Regions from separate parts of the Mus musculus genome. Here region 1 is linked to region 2. The links are chromatin contacts, found by Hi-C or POLR2A ChIA-PET in ENCODE. All regions are on one chromosome and are shown on one strand. The core of a region is the stretch at or near the end of the contact, and the rest is flanking DNA. Distances in the headings are between cores, read along the strand shown. Region 1 holds the start of Fam178b (family with sequence similarity 178, member B). Region 2 overlaps Fam178b (family with sequence similarity 178, member B).

The links. Hi-C counts contacts between places; a loop is a spot of excess contacts on that map. ChIA-PET counts read pairs that join two places held with the same protein, here RNA polymerase II (POLR2A).
Region 1: a map of heart shows a loop between it and region 2 (3-fold over the local background). The contact joins the promoter of Fam178b here to the enhancer-like site in region 2. A Hi-C loop is called at or near these places in 6 of 37 maps with a recorded cell type or tissue (gastrocnemius, heart and regulatory T cell). POLR2A ChIA-PET finds 5 or more read pairs at or near these places in 1 of 5 experiments (embryonic stem cell).

What each region holds. Positions count from the first base shown.
Region 1 is chr1:36,681,787-36,688,095 of GRCm38, reverse strand. It overlaps Fam178b (family with sequence similarity 178, member B), which reads left to right and starts at 4,949. Exons shown (of 16, transcript NM_001372417.1): 1 at 4,949-5,228.
Region 2 is chr1:36,630,735-36,636,425 of GRCm38, reverse strand. Fam178b (family with sequence similarity 178, member B) reads left to right here. Exons shown (of 16, transcript NM_001372417.1): 6 at 1,154-1,259; 7 at 3,922-4,006. Among named protein-coding and RNA genes, the nearest start is that of Fam178b, 50 kb to the left of the region's middle. Within about 2 kb of position 1,300, at least 2 of the 3 ENCODE cell types and tissues checked have a DNase peak (open chromatin) inside an H3K27ac peak, as active enhancers do; they include gastrocnemius, where a contact is called at or near this core.

The DNA of each region.
Region 1 (6,309 bases), core at 3,700-6,199, 48 kb before region 2:
AACTCTTAATTGGGACTGGCTTACAGGTTCAGAGGTTCATTATCATCAAAGTGGGAGCATGGCAACGTGCAGGCAGCCGTGGTGTAGGAGGAGCTGATAGTTCTACATCTTGTTCCAAAGGCAAACAGACTGACTTCAAGACAGATAGGATGAGGGTCTTGAAGCCCACACCTACAGTGACACACCTACTCCAACAAGGCTACGCCTCTAAATATGTCCAGTTTCTGGGCCAAGCATATCAAACCTATTCTACAGTCCAGACGCCCTTGTTCAGCTTCCACATGAGAGAGGAAACTTGTGCTGGTCGCTCTGTGAGTCTCTTCTCTCACTTGACACAGTGTCTTCCATGTCTCCACATTTTTCTGCAGATGACAGAGTAATTGCCTAAAACACAGTGAATATACACTAGCAGTAAATGTTAGCCTAATGGTGTTCTATTCAGTGTGCTCATAGTTTCATCCTTTGACAAAAAGGAATTCTGGGGCCAGAAAAATGGCCAAGAGCAGAAGGAGTTTGATACTTGGAACCCCCAGGGAAGGAGAGAACTGGCTCCCACAAGTTGTCATCTGAGCTCCACACTCATGCTGTGGCACATGTGCACGTGTGTCCACAGACTATACACGGAATGAATGAATGAGTGAATGAACAAATGAAACTTAAAAGGGGAGGGGGAAATTCTAGACATGCAAAAACAAAACAAAACTGCTTGCTACCTTTGTGAACACGAAATTGAAGGGTCGACTTGGAGGGAGCTGGTCCATGAGGGGAGGTGGGGATGAAACGAACACTTCTTACTTCCTATTTTGACTGTTTTGAGTTTGTGTTTAACTCTGTGACTATGTTACTGTAATGGCTATTCCTGGTTGTCAACTTGACTATATCTGGAATGAGCTACAATCCAGAATTGGAGGGCTCACCTGTGATCCAGATCTTGAGGCTGGAAGATACAAGTTTCTGACTGGATCTTGGCATGGAGATCTTGAGGCACAATGGCTATGAAAATTTAGGCAAGGTACCACATGCCTTTAATCCCAGGAGACTGAGGCAAGGAGGTCTCCAAGTTCAAGATCAGCTTGGGACAAAACAAGTCCCAGATCCAGGCATGGTGGTACACACCTTTAAACTGGGCCATGCCTTCTGCTGGAGACCTACATAAGAACATTGGAAGAAAGAAGATTCTCTCTTCTTCACCTGCTTGGCATTTACTTGCCAGCACATCTGTTGGAGTCTACTTCTACAGAAGACCAGCTGAAACAACCAGCCTTGTGGGGCTGAACAACTAGATTCTTGGACTTCCCATTCACAGCTGACCAATGTTGGGGTAGTTGGACTGCAGCCTGTAAGTCACACAACAAATTCCCTTAATATATAGAGACATTCCATAAGTTCAGTGACTCTGGAGAGCCCTAACTAAGACAGTTACCTCTTCAGAGATTGTGATATTCTTACTTAGGGGAACTGTTTGTTTTTCTGATTCTTACTGAATATTAAAGCAATTATATTGAGTCTTCAGGACCAAAGCCAAGGCTGGTTCTTAAGTCAAATAAATATTTCTGCCTTAAAATCTATTTGGTATAGTGTGTATGTGTGTGTGTGTGTGTGTGTGTGTGTGTGTGTGTCTGTCTGTCTGTCTGTCTGTGGATCTGTGTCCTTAGTATGGTCAGAATCACCAAAGCTGAAATGGTAGGGTCAAAAGGCTCTTCAGTGGGCTGGAGAAATAGCTCAGCGGTTAAGAGCTCTGAGTGCTCTTCTAGAGGTCCTGAGTTCAATTTCCAGAAACCACACAGTGGCTCACAACCATCTGTAATGGGATCCAATGCTCACTTCTGGTGTGTCTGAAGATGACAGTGTATTCACATACATATAATAAATAAATCTAACAACAACAACAAAAAGCAGCTCTTCAGGTTTAGTTCTGCTGCTTATGATACAGCTCTGACCTCTGGTGGCCCCAGAGGCCCTGGACACCATTGGAACATGCATGCTGGGCAAGTTTTTAATTATAGCAGGGATGGGCTGGCGAGATGGCTCAGTGGGTAAGAGCACTGACTGCTCTTCTGAAGGTCCTGAGTTCAAATCCCAGCAACCACATGGTGGCTCACAACCACCCATAATGAGATCTGATGCTATCTTCTGGCGTGTGTGAAGACAGATACATTGTATTTATGTATAATAATAAATAAAGCGCCGGACAGTGGTGGCACACGCCTTTAATCCCAGCACTTGGGAGGCAGAGACAGGAGGATTTCTGAATTCGAGGCCAGCCTGGTCTACAGAGTGAATTCCAGGACAGCCAGGGCTACACAGAGAAACTCTGTCTCGAAAAACAAAACAAAAGTAAATAAATAAATCTTTGGGCTCTAAGCAAGCAGAGCCAACCAGAGCAAGTGGGGTTGACCTGAGTGAGCAGAGGTCCTAAAAATTCAATTCCCAACAACCACATGAAGGCTCACAACGATCTGTTCAGTTACATTGTACTCATATACATAGAATAAATAAATAAATCTTTTAAAAAAAATTATAATAGGGGTGAGGAGTAAACGTGCCTCGGGCCTGCTAGGCCTGACCCTAAGGAGCCTCTGGTGGTGTGAGGAGGAGAGCTGCTTGGAGCCAAAACCCTTTCACATCAGAGTGAAATGTTTTTATGCAGACACCACAAATCCAAAATGGGTCATGTGAAATTACTGCCAGCATGGAGCCTGGCTACCACTGGGCTCAGGGGGTTAGACTAAGATGCTTATTGAAAGCATCTATTATTTTATGGAATGGAGTCAAGCGTGACAGCTGGGCAGTCAAGTCAGCCCCTACCCCTTTTTCAGGTGCCTCACTGAAATTTCTGTGAGAGCCACTGGGCACCTGGGATTGTCACTGGTAAGGGTTGTGCCAGGGCAGTGAGAGGAGTTTGTGCGCCGCCCCCCCCATTTCTACCATTGAGCTCCACTGGCATTCAGAGGGACAGCCTAGACCCTGAGAAAACCTTTGATATCCAATGTGGAGGGAAGCACCCCTCCCCTCCCTCCAGCACAGAGAGCAGAGGGAACAGATCAGGGAGGTTCTGGGAGGACAATTGCGGAGTACTCAGCCAGTTTGGGCAGTCCCTGCTTCAGCCTAAACTTTAAGGCCTAAAGCTACCTGTTTTACTGTGTTAACAGAACAAATCACAGTCATGGGTGGTAGCTAACCTGCATAACCCAGCATTTAGGAGGCTGGGGAAGGGGCTGGAGAGATGGTTCAGGGAGTAAGAGCACTGACTGCTTTTCCAAAGGTCCTGAGTTCAAATCCCAGCAACCACATGGTGCCCTCACAACTACCTGTAATGAGCGCTGACGCCCTCTTCTGGGGTATATGAAGACTAATAAATAAATAAGGAGGCTGGGGAAGGAGACTTGCAGTGAGTTCAAGACTATGTAGTGAGTTCCAGATCAGCCTGGGCAGAGAGAGGGAGGAGAAAAAGAAAGGGATTAATTTTGACTCATAACTTAGTAGTCTCACACATACATGTGGTTACCCTGGAATAAAATCCAAGGAAGCAGATTCTAAGAGGAGAAAGAGTCAGCAGGCCTCCAGGGTATGAAGCAGTCCGGCTTAACAAACTACCGTTTCCACTCTTTCCAGAATCCCTTGGATGAATTCAAATGTCCTAAAGACACAAAACACGGGGAGTCCCTAAACAGAATGGAATCCCTTACGGGGAAAGACGGGCCAGTAGAAACAGCCCCAGGGTCAAGCTGGGCTCTCAGAAGCCTATACAGTAGCTCTGGGCCCAGCAGGTGGCCCTAGAGCCTGTTTCTTATCTGGAAACTGGTCAGGTTACCAGCACCCTCTAGCGGGCTGCAGACAGCTAACGCGCGGTTCCGTTTCTGGAAACAGTTTATCCACTGAGTTATCCTTTGTGTTCTCATTTGGTTGGGCTTGGCTCCGTGCCTTTCTATTAAACTTTCAAATGGTGCTCTTTAATAGAAACCCGCCCAAACATTTAAGATGGCCTGCGCTTTCCAAAGAACAGTAAGGAGTTCAGAGAGGACCGGGCTGATTCCTTGAGTAAACCCAGCTCTTCATAAGGCTGAGGCAGGAGAATCAGATATTTTAATTGGAGTTTGAGGTCAGCCTGTGGTACACAGTGACTACCTGTCTCAAAAACAATTAATGAAATTAAAAGTAAAAATGCTTGTTGCAACTGGAAGTCGGATGAATTGACTAGACCATTAAAAGAAAAGAGGAAGACTCCTCCAGCATACTAGGACAGCTGTGATCCTGCCCATACCATCCTGGTCACCAAAGAAGGGCTCCCTCCAGAGACAGAATTTGCTAAAATTCCAGAGTCGGGCTGGCAAAATTCAGCTCTACTGCCCTCTTGCCTGGAGAACAGGGCCAACAGATCATTAATTAGCTACAAGTAATGCCTAATTAAGTACTGGTTCCTCAAGTGTGTAGGGCACAGATTTTCATGGAAGACAGGTCTGGCTGAGGCTAAATCAAAATGACGCATATAAGTGGCCTCTCTCAATGTTAGTTATTGGGCCAGGGCTCAACCAGTGTTGGCTGTCAATCCGCAGGGTTGACATCCCTTAAGCTGCCTCTCCTTCACGCTTGCATACTCACACAGAAGAACGCCCAGAACAGGTTCTCAAAGCAGCTCGTGGCCAACATTCAACAGCGAAAGGCGTAGAGCTATGCACCACTAACTGCGGCGCCTCGACTTTGGAAAAGTCCCGTCGTTAGACCGCTGAACGTTAAACTGCGCATCCCGAGTTCAAATCTCCTTGCCTTCCCTTTGATCTTGGGCCACAAGCAAGCCCTCCGCATCCGCATCTGGAAAACCCAAGGCTGGCTGAAATTCAGAAGCTGAGTGGCGCGGGGTGATCCGGGCGCGCGCACGTGGAGGGGTTGCCACGCGACCCGAGGGCGCGTAGGGGGTTGCCACGTGACGGGGTGGGGAGGAGCACGTGAGAGGTCACAGCCTGCCCTAACGGTGAGTGCGCTAGGCCTGGCAGGCTCGGTTGGGCCCCCGAGAAGGTCCCTCCTCTCGACTGTCCCTGCTGACCTGGCCCCCCACCACCGTGGTCTCCTGCTCCAGCTTCTTGTGCCCCATCTTCTGAGGCTGCCTCGGAGGTTCCTTCCCGTGCCACGGCTTCCTGTGGCTGCTCTTCAGGTTCTTGAGTCCAGGGCTCCCATGAGTAGGCCTCCATCACAGCCCGCGGGGTAGGACCAAAAGCTGCCTTTTACCGGTAAGTTCCTCCGGGACCACAATTTCCTCACCCGTGAGTGATCCGGGCCTGGGAGGCCATGTTAGCGCGGTTGCCTGCATCCTTCTGTTTTCCTGCATCTGGCTCAGGGTTAGCCCTCACTGGTAGGCCAAGCCCCACCCACCCCTCCATGTTGTCAGGTCAGCCCACATGAACAGAATCCCACAGCCCTGTTCTGCCGAGCATGCTGTACGCCAAGGCCTGGCGTGATGGTTTCTTTTTGGGGTGGTGTGGCCTGTCCTGTTTTGTTTCTTAATGTTTCCCGGGGCATAAAAATGAGTTGTTGTCTTTCCGGAACCATCGGCTGTTCTCAGACCCGGCTTATGCTTAGTTTGATAGATGTAAGAGTTTTACAACGCTGGGGTCTGCTTAATTTTTCTTAGAGAATGACACTCCGATCTTCAAGTCTTTCAGCTTGTGAGCTGGGGCCTCCCTGCCACTGCCCTCGCTAGCATCCCTAGCCAATAAATATTTGTTTAAAAGAAGACATAGAGCATGCTCCTGGGAGCAAAGCATATTGCTGCAGCAGTATTAGGGAACTCGAGGCAGCTATAATTTTCCACGTTCATCATGACTGTTTGGACATTGATGCTCAAAGCGCTTTGGAGTTTCTATATTTAGTATAGAAAATAGTATATTCTTATTTTCCAAGGATCTGTTCTTATTTTCGTTTCCATAAAGCCAAGAAAAAAGAAAGATAGAAAGGTGGGAGGTCACGTGTTGAAAGCACACCATGAGACCGAGATGGAGAGTGGAGAGAGTCTTGGCTATGTGTGATTTGGGAAAAGCACTAACTCGGGAGAGCATGGTGGCCCTCCTGCTGGCCATGTTGGCCCTCCTGCTGGCCATGGTGCACACTAACCAGGGGACCTGAGGCCTCTCTGTTAGACCTTCATCTCCTGTGTTCTAGCCTGGACACCTAACAACTCCTCTTTCTGATTCTAAGATGTGTGTTTATTCACATGGAGACAGCGCTGAACTTGGGTCCCATAATTGCCTTCCCTTTGTCATCTTGTCTTAGCAGCTTGAAAGTCACCGGTGTCCTTGAAATCATTAGCATCTC
Region 2 (5,691 bases), core at 51-2,550:
GGCACAATGTCTCTTTCTCTTCCAAATTTAAATGACTTTAAATTATATATATAATTTGTGAATGGCCTGGACAGGCTCAGAGAGACAGCAGCTTGGCTCAGGAGGAATCTTGGTTTTGGAGCATTCTGTTGCTGGCAGATGGCAGTGTGATGTCCTTTTCAGAGAAGGAGTAGAGCAGAGAGGGCTAGCCAACAAGGATTGGGACATAGGATGCTGTCTGAGTATTCATGGTTTCATTTTCTGGAATCCAAGTTGGCCATCTTTGGGCTATTCTCTAGAGAGAAAGCATGAAATGCTGAAAGGGTGGAGCACCCTACCCCACACAGTTTCAAATGATCAGGAATTCAGAAGGTTACAGAGTCCAACATAGCCTCCAAAGCTACACACACTACACCATATAGCTAACCCCTCAAGAGTGGGGGTGGGGAGGTTGTCCTACAGGTCAGGGTGACCTGCCACAGCTAATGTCCCTGCCAGCAGCCTGTTCTGACAGGATGCAGGACTGCACACACAGGTTCTGTTTAAAGCCATGTTACTGTCCTGAGCACACACATGCACTCCTGGGATGGGTGCAGCCGGCACAGTGAAAGAACCTTCATGGACTCCTTCCTGCGTATTTCCTTCTGAGATGCCCCATTTCTAGGCCTCTTTCTGTTATTTTCCCATCCTCTCAGGTGTCCCCTCTGTGTCAGAAAAACACAAGATGAGGCGGAAACACTTTGTAACTGGACCCAGAGACGCAGGTGCCCGTGGGTAATCCTGTCCACCCCTTGCAGCTGGAGCCCCAGAAGGAGCCTCAGGCACAGATGCCCTAACCCTTGTTTCTCTTACCTGGCCAGGGTCCTTACCTTGGTTTCTCTTTGTCATGTAACAAGGTCAAAAATACTAGTCAGTATAGCACCAGAGGTGGTTTGTGAGCAGCTTTGGAGACAACAAACTATTCAGATGATGTCATGATTAGTTTTCTCTTTCCCATGATACTTCATGCCAAGAATTCTAAAAGTATCTTTGTCCTTAATGTGTACCTGTATGCTTCCTGGCTTCCTCTTGAAGCAGAGGTGACTCCAGCAAGGCCTTTGAGCCCTACTGGTTAGAGGCCTCTGCTGAGAGAGGCTACAATTGCTAACCTAACCTAATTGCTCTGACCCCACAGGTCCTCGCTGCCCGAGCAGCTCTCCTTCCTACACAATGGCCTCCTGAGCAACCTCTACCTGCATGCTGCTGACTGCCCTCAGCCTCTGCTGCAGTGGCTGTTCCAGGTGAGAAGCACAGGCCTGCCGCTAGGTGGCAGGAATAAAGCAGCCCTACAGCCCAGGCAGGCTCCAGGGTCTGTTTGGCTGGGTCCTCGGTCTTCTTGCCTTGGATGCTTCTGATACAGAGGATGGTGGAGGGCTGGCAGGGATTGATCACCATAATGCTAGATGTGCCAAAGTCCGGGAGGTTCAGGAGCCTGGTTAGCCCAGAAATGGAGACTGCCTGGAAGTGTCTGTTCAGCAACCCCCAGACTCTCTCTACTGGGTGACCACTGGGTAAGGGGTGTGGCTTTCCTGGGATGCCTGGTGTTCCTAGTAGGCTTAGAACTGAGTGACTGGGTGCATTCTATTCAGCCAGAGAGTCCGTCATGAGCACCATCGCTTTTCTTGCTGTCACAGTCATGAATGGATCATCTCGGGAGCACAGTTGGAAGGGGAGCAGCAGTGGAGGTTGGGGCTCATGAGTTCATTGCTATAGACTCAGTGGAGTTTAAGGGTTTGCTGCTCTCTATGAAGCTGTAGGTGGTCTGGAAAATCGACTACCAGCTGCTCCCTCTGCCCCAGGTTCCTCCCTGGAGGAACATTTTGCCTCGAGGCAACACACCTTCTGCTTGAGAATACAAACGTTTGGTAGGTGAGAGGCTAGCAGACAGCCCAGGACCTAATGCTTCCATCCAAATGTCCTGCATCTGCCTTGCCTTGGCCCCTGCCTAGGCCTGTCCCTGTCTGGGGATACTGGTCACAAGTTCCAGCTGGTACCAGAGCTGCAGTTGGGGCCTGGAGCCCAGCTGTCAATCAGGGCTAGCATGCCAGGCAAATTGTTTAGACACTTCTTAGGCTTGGCCTTCCAGGTAGAGCTCATTCTGGACCTCTCAGGACCTTTGTGGTGCTTTTGTCCTGGAGGGGAAGGACACTGTGCCCCTGAAACCCTTGTACATAGCTGTCCCCTCGGCCCCTCCCCCAGATCCTGGGGTGGGGAGATTGGGCCTGCAGGGCGAGTAGGAGCCAGGAACAGTCAAGCTTTTATTCTACACCCGCAGTGCAGTCTCTCTCTGCTCCTTCCACAGAATATGACAAAATGCACAATTGGCCGTTGGGAGGCACAAAGAACCCCTCTCAGACATCGCCCACAGAGGATCCTTGTATGACCCTGACAGGAGAGAAGTGCCCTCCCTTCTTGTGGCTCAGTCTCCACTAGAGTCTGAAACCCAGGCCATGGAGTGCATGGAGAGGTCTCCCCTAGCTCCTGTGCAGTGTCCATTGGACCAGGCAGGTACACAAGGGGAGCAGAGTTTAGGCCTAGCCCCAGGTACAAGCTCAGCCTCTGCCACTTTGACTTCTGTGTTGCTTTGGCCAAGTCCTGGGCATCAGCTCTGTATGGTGGAGCCGACAGTCCAGTGTGGGTTAAACGAAAAAGTCCTACAGCCTGTCTGTTCCTTAAATCTGTCCCCTCCCCCCAGATCCCTAGCTCTGCTCAGGACCTGGGCAAGGAACAGCAGCAGCAAGAACACATGTACTGCTGCTCTGTCAGGCTACTGAGGACAGAAAAGCACTAGGGTCTCCCTAAAGCCACTGCAAGGGATCCTCACTGGGAAGTCAGAAATGGCTAGGCCTCAGGCAGGAAGAGAACCAGGGATGGGGAGGGTGGCCACTCAAGGCAGAATTCTTTTTCCTCCCCAGGAGCATGGCCAGGTAAAACCAGGCCCCACTGGACTTCTGAATGGGAGACTAACTAACCTGGTCCAGGCAAAGCAGCTAGATTAGGCAAGTCACATGTTGTCCAGCCCACTTGGGGTCCATTCTAAATGAGGAGTGACCATTAGATCTTACCACCTCTGTTCAGTTGACACTCCATTGGTCCTATTGTCACTGGGACTTAGTGGCCCTGGGCTTGCCTCTTCCTTACTCCAGGGCCTCTTGTAGGCATGCTGCACACACCAGGTGAACAGCCCATTCTGAGCAAGTGATTCATTGCCATCAGACTCCAACAGTCTCCACATTGTGTATGGTAGTGGGTGGAGAGTGGGGTGGGGACATGTTCCGGAAACAGGAGACTATGGGAGTCATCCTAGCTGAGCCTAGAGGATGAGCTCTTGACCCCAGTGCTGGCCTAGAGAGGGCCACAGCTAGAGCCAGGCACAGCCTGGATGATCAAAGTCTAGGTATAGAGTCCCACTTAGCCTCCAGCTGTGTGGCCCTGGGCAGGGGTCAGGGAGTCTTGACTTCTGTAAAACAACAATCATGACTGTATCCTTCACCCTAGTGACTTGGAAGCATTAAGATGAGTCCTGTTTAACACATGTATGAAGCTGTTCCTGGTGCTTCAAACCTAGAATCCCCACCTTGGGAGGGGGTTGTGGGGGTGGACAGGAGTTCAAGGTCATCCTTACCTATTCAGTGGCTTGGCTAAAAGAGATCCTGTCTCAAAGAACCAAAACATACATACATACATACATACATACATACATACATACATACATACATAAATTGTATATATGAAGTGTTGCTACCATTACTTGTAATAAAAAAATTTTTAGAGCATGTGAATTGCTGTGAGTTCAAGGCTACCCAGGTCTACAGAGTGAGTTCCAGGATAGCCAGAACTACACAGAGAAACCCTGTTTTCAAACAAACTAGATAAATAGGTGTCTTTTCTTTTTGTCCCTAGTTGTTAACATGGCCTCCAGAAACATCTTCAAGAGCTTTTGGCCTCCTCTGGGATCTCAGTATAGATGGACTGTTCCGTCAGCCTGGTAAGTGCCCAGATGCACTCTGGAGCCTGTACCCACAGCCCCAGCCGCATGCTGTGGGACACTGCATCACCTGTGCTACAGACATCAGGCCACACATCTTTGGCTCTGTCTCCAGTGTTAGTGACAAGCTGAGCCAACTGGCTCCTTGGCACCTTCGCCAGCCTGAAGTCCAGTTCTCAATGACTGAGTCCAGGCTGACTTCATGGCCTCCTGGGATCCCTGTACGTCCAGGAAGGTGAGTTCTGCCCCAGGCAGGCTTTGGTTCAAAAGGGACAGTTTGTCATCTGGGTTCTACCAGGGACCCAGAAAGGAGAGCCATAGTGTGTCAGAGTAGCATTTGGGCTGGCACCATCAGTAAGGGGCTTCAAGAGCAGCCCCTCCACCCTCATGCACTCATGTCGGTCCCCTGAGTGACAGCCTCGGGTCTGTCCCTTGCTCAGCATTCCAGAGAAGCATTGCATGTCCTGCTAGTGGCTGTACCTTCCCCAGCTGTCATCGTTTGCTACCTGAACCCAGACACTTTGGCACCAAAAAATAATATGTAAGCAGTTGGAGGTTGCTTAGGGTTGGCAATGAAAGGGATTCTCAGAGGACTGGACTCCACCTTGGCCCAGCCATAACCCTCTACCCCAAAGCACGCAAACACACAGCTCCCAGGGCCAAGGTTATAGCCCCTGGTATGCCAGAGCCCCCTGTGCTTTGAGTGTCTGCATTGTGTTCCTCTGCTTCAGGGGTTGCCAAACTGGGGCCATCTGTCAAGTCAGAGCATTCCAGTCACCCCTATGGGCCCCTCACTAAGGGCTCCTGACAAGCCACCGGTCCAAGCGTCTTCTCCCTTTTTGTAACCTCTGCCCCTGTGGCCTGCACTGCCCTTTGTAGCCCTGGGGCCGCCTCTGCAGCATGCCTGCCCTTTTGGAAACAGAGGCTTTCCTTGTCCACCCCTCTCCATGCTGTGGCATGTGTCTCCTTCACTCTCCTCTCCTACAGCCCAATCAGGAGGAATACAAAGTAGCTCCCAGGTTCTGGATTCTCAGCTTTGGCTCCTTAAGAACCCAGCCTGGGGTCCTGTCCCCACAAGCCTGGCCTAGAGAATTACCTGTCTGAGGTCAGGATCCCTACTGATTAGGAGGAAGTCAGGCCTGATCCACAAAAGAACTAACTAAAGCAGAGCACAGTACACCTGTGTTCACTGTAGCATTGTGCATAGCAGACAAAAGGTGCAGGAAGCAGCCTACATGCCTGACAGGTAGATCACAGAATACGACATACATACTTAGGTTGGACAGAATAGACATGTGATGGAACATGGCTAGGTCATGAAAAGGAAGGCAATTTTAACACAGGCTGAGATACAGATGAACCCTGGAAACCTTGTGTTGACTAGAATAAAACACTAACAAAAGGAGATGCCTCTATTTTACATGAAGGGGAATTCATAGAACTGTAGGCACCAGGGGCAGAGGAGGTCGTATGGGTCGTGGAACAGGTTTTGGCGTGAGAAGCTGTTTGGTGGCTTTGCAGCAGCGCAAGAGTACAGTGTCCATTGCTCCTCCCAGGCCTCTTACCTGTCAGGTGTGTTTGACTGCTCAGCTGCATCCCGACACAGGATGCTGTCTAAGGTTACTTTAGATCCAGGATGGCTACAGAGGAAAGCTCTGCTCACATACAGCTGGAGGCCCCTGGGG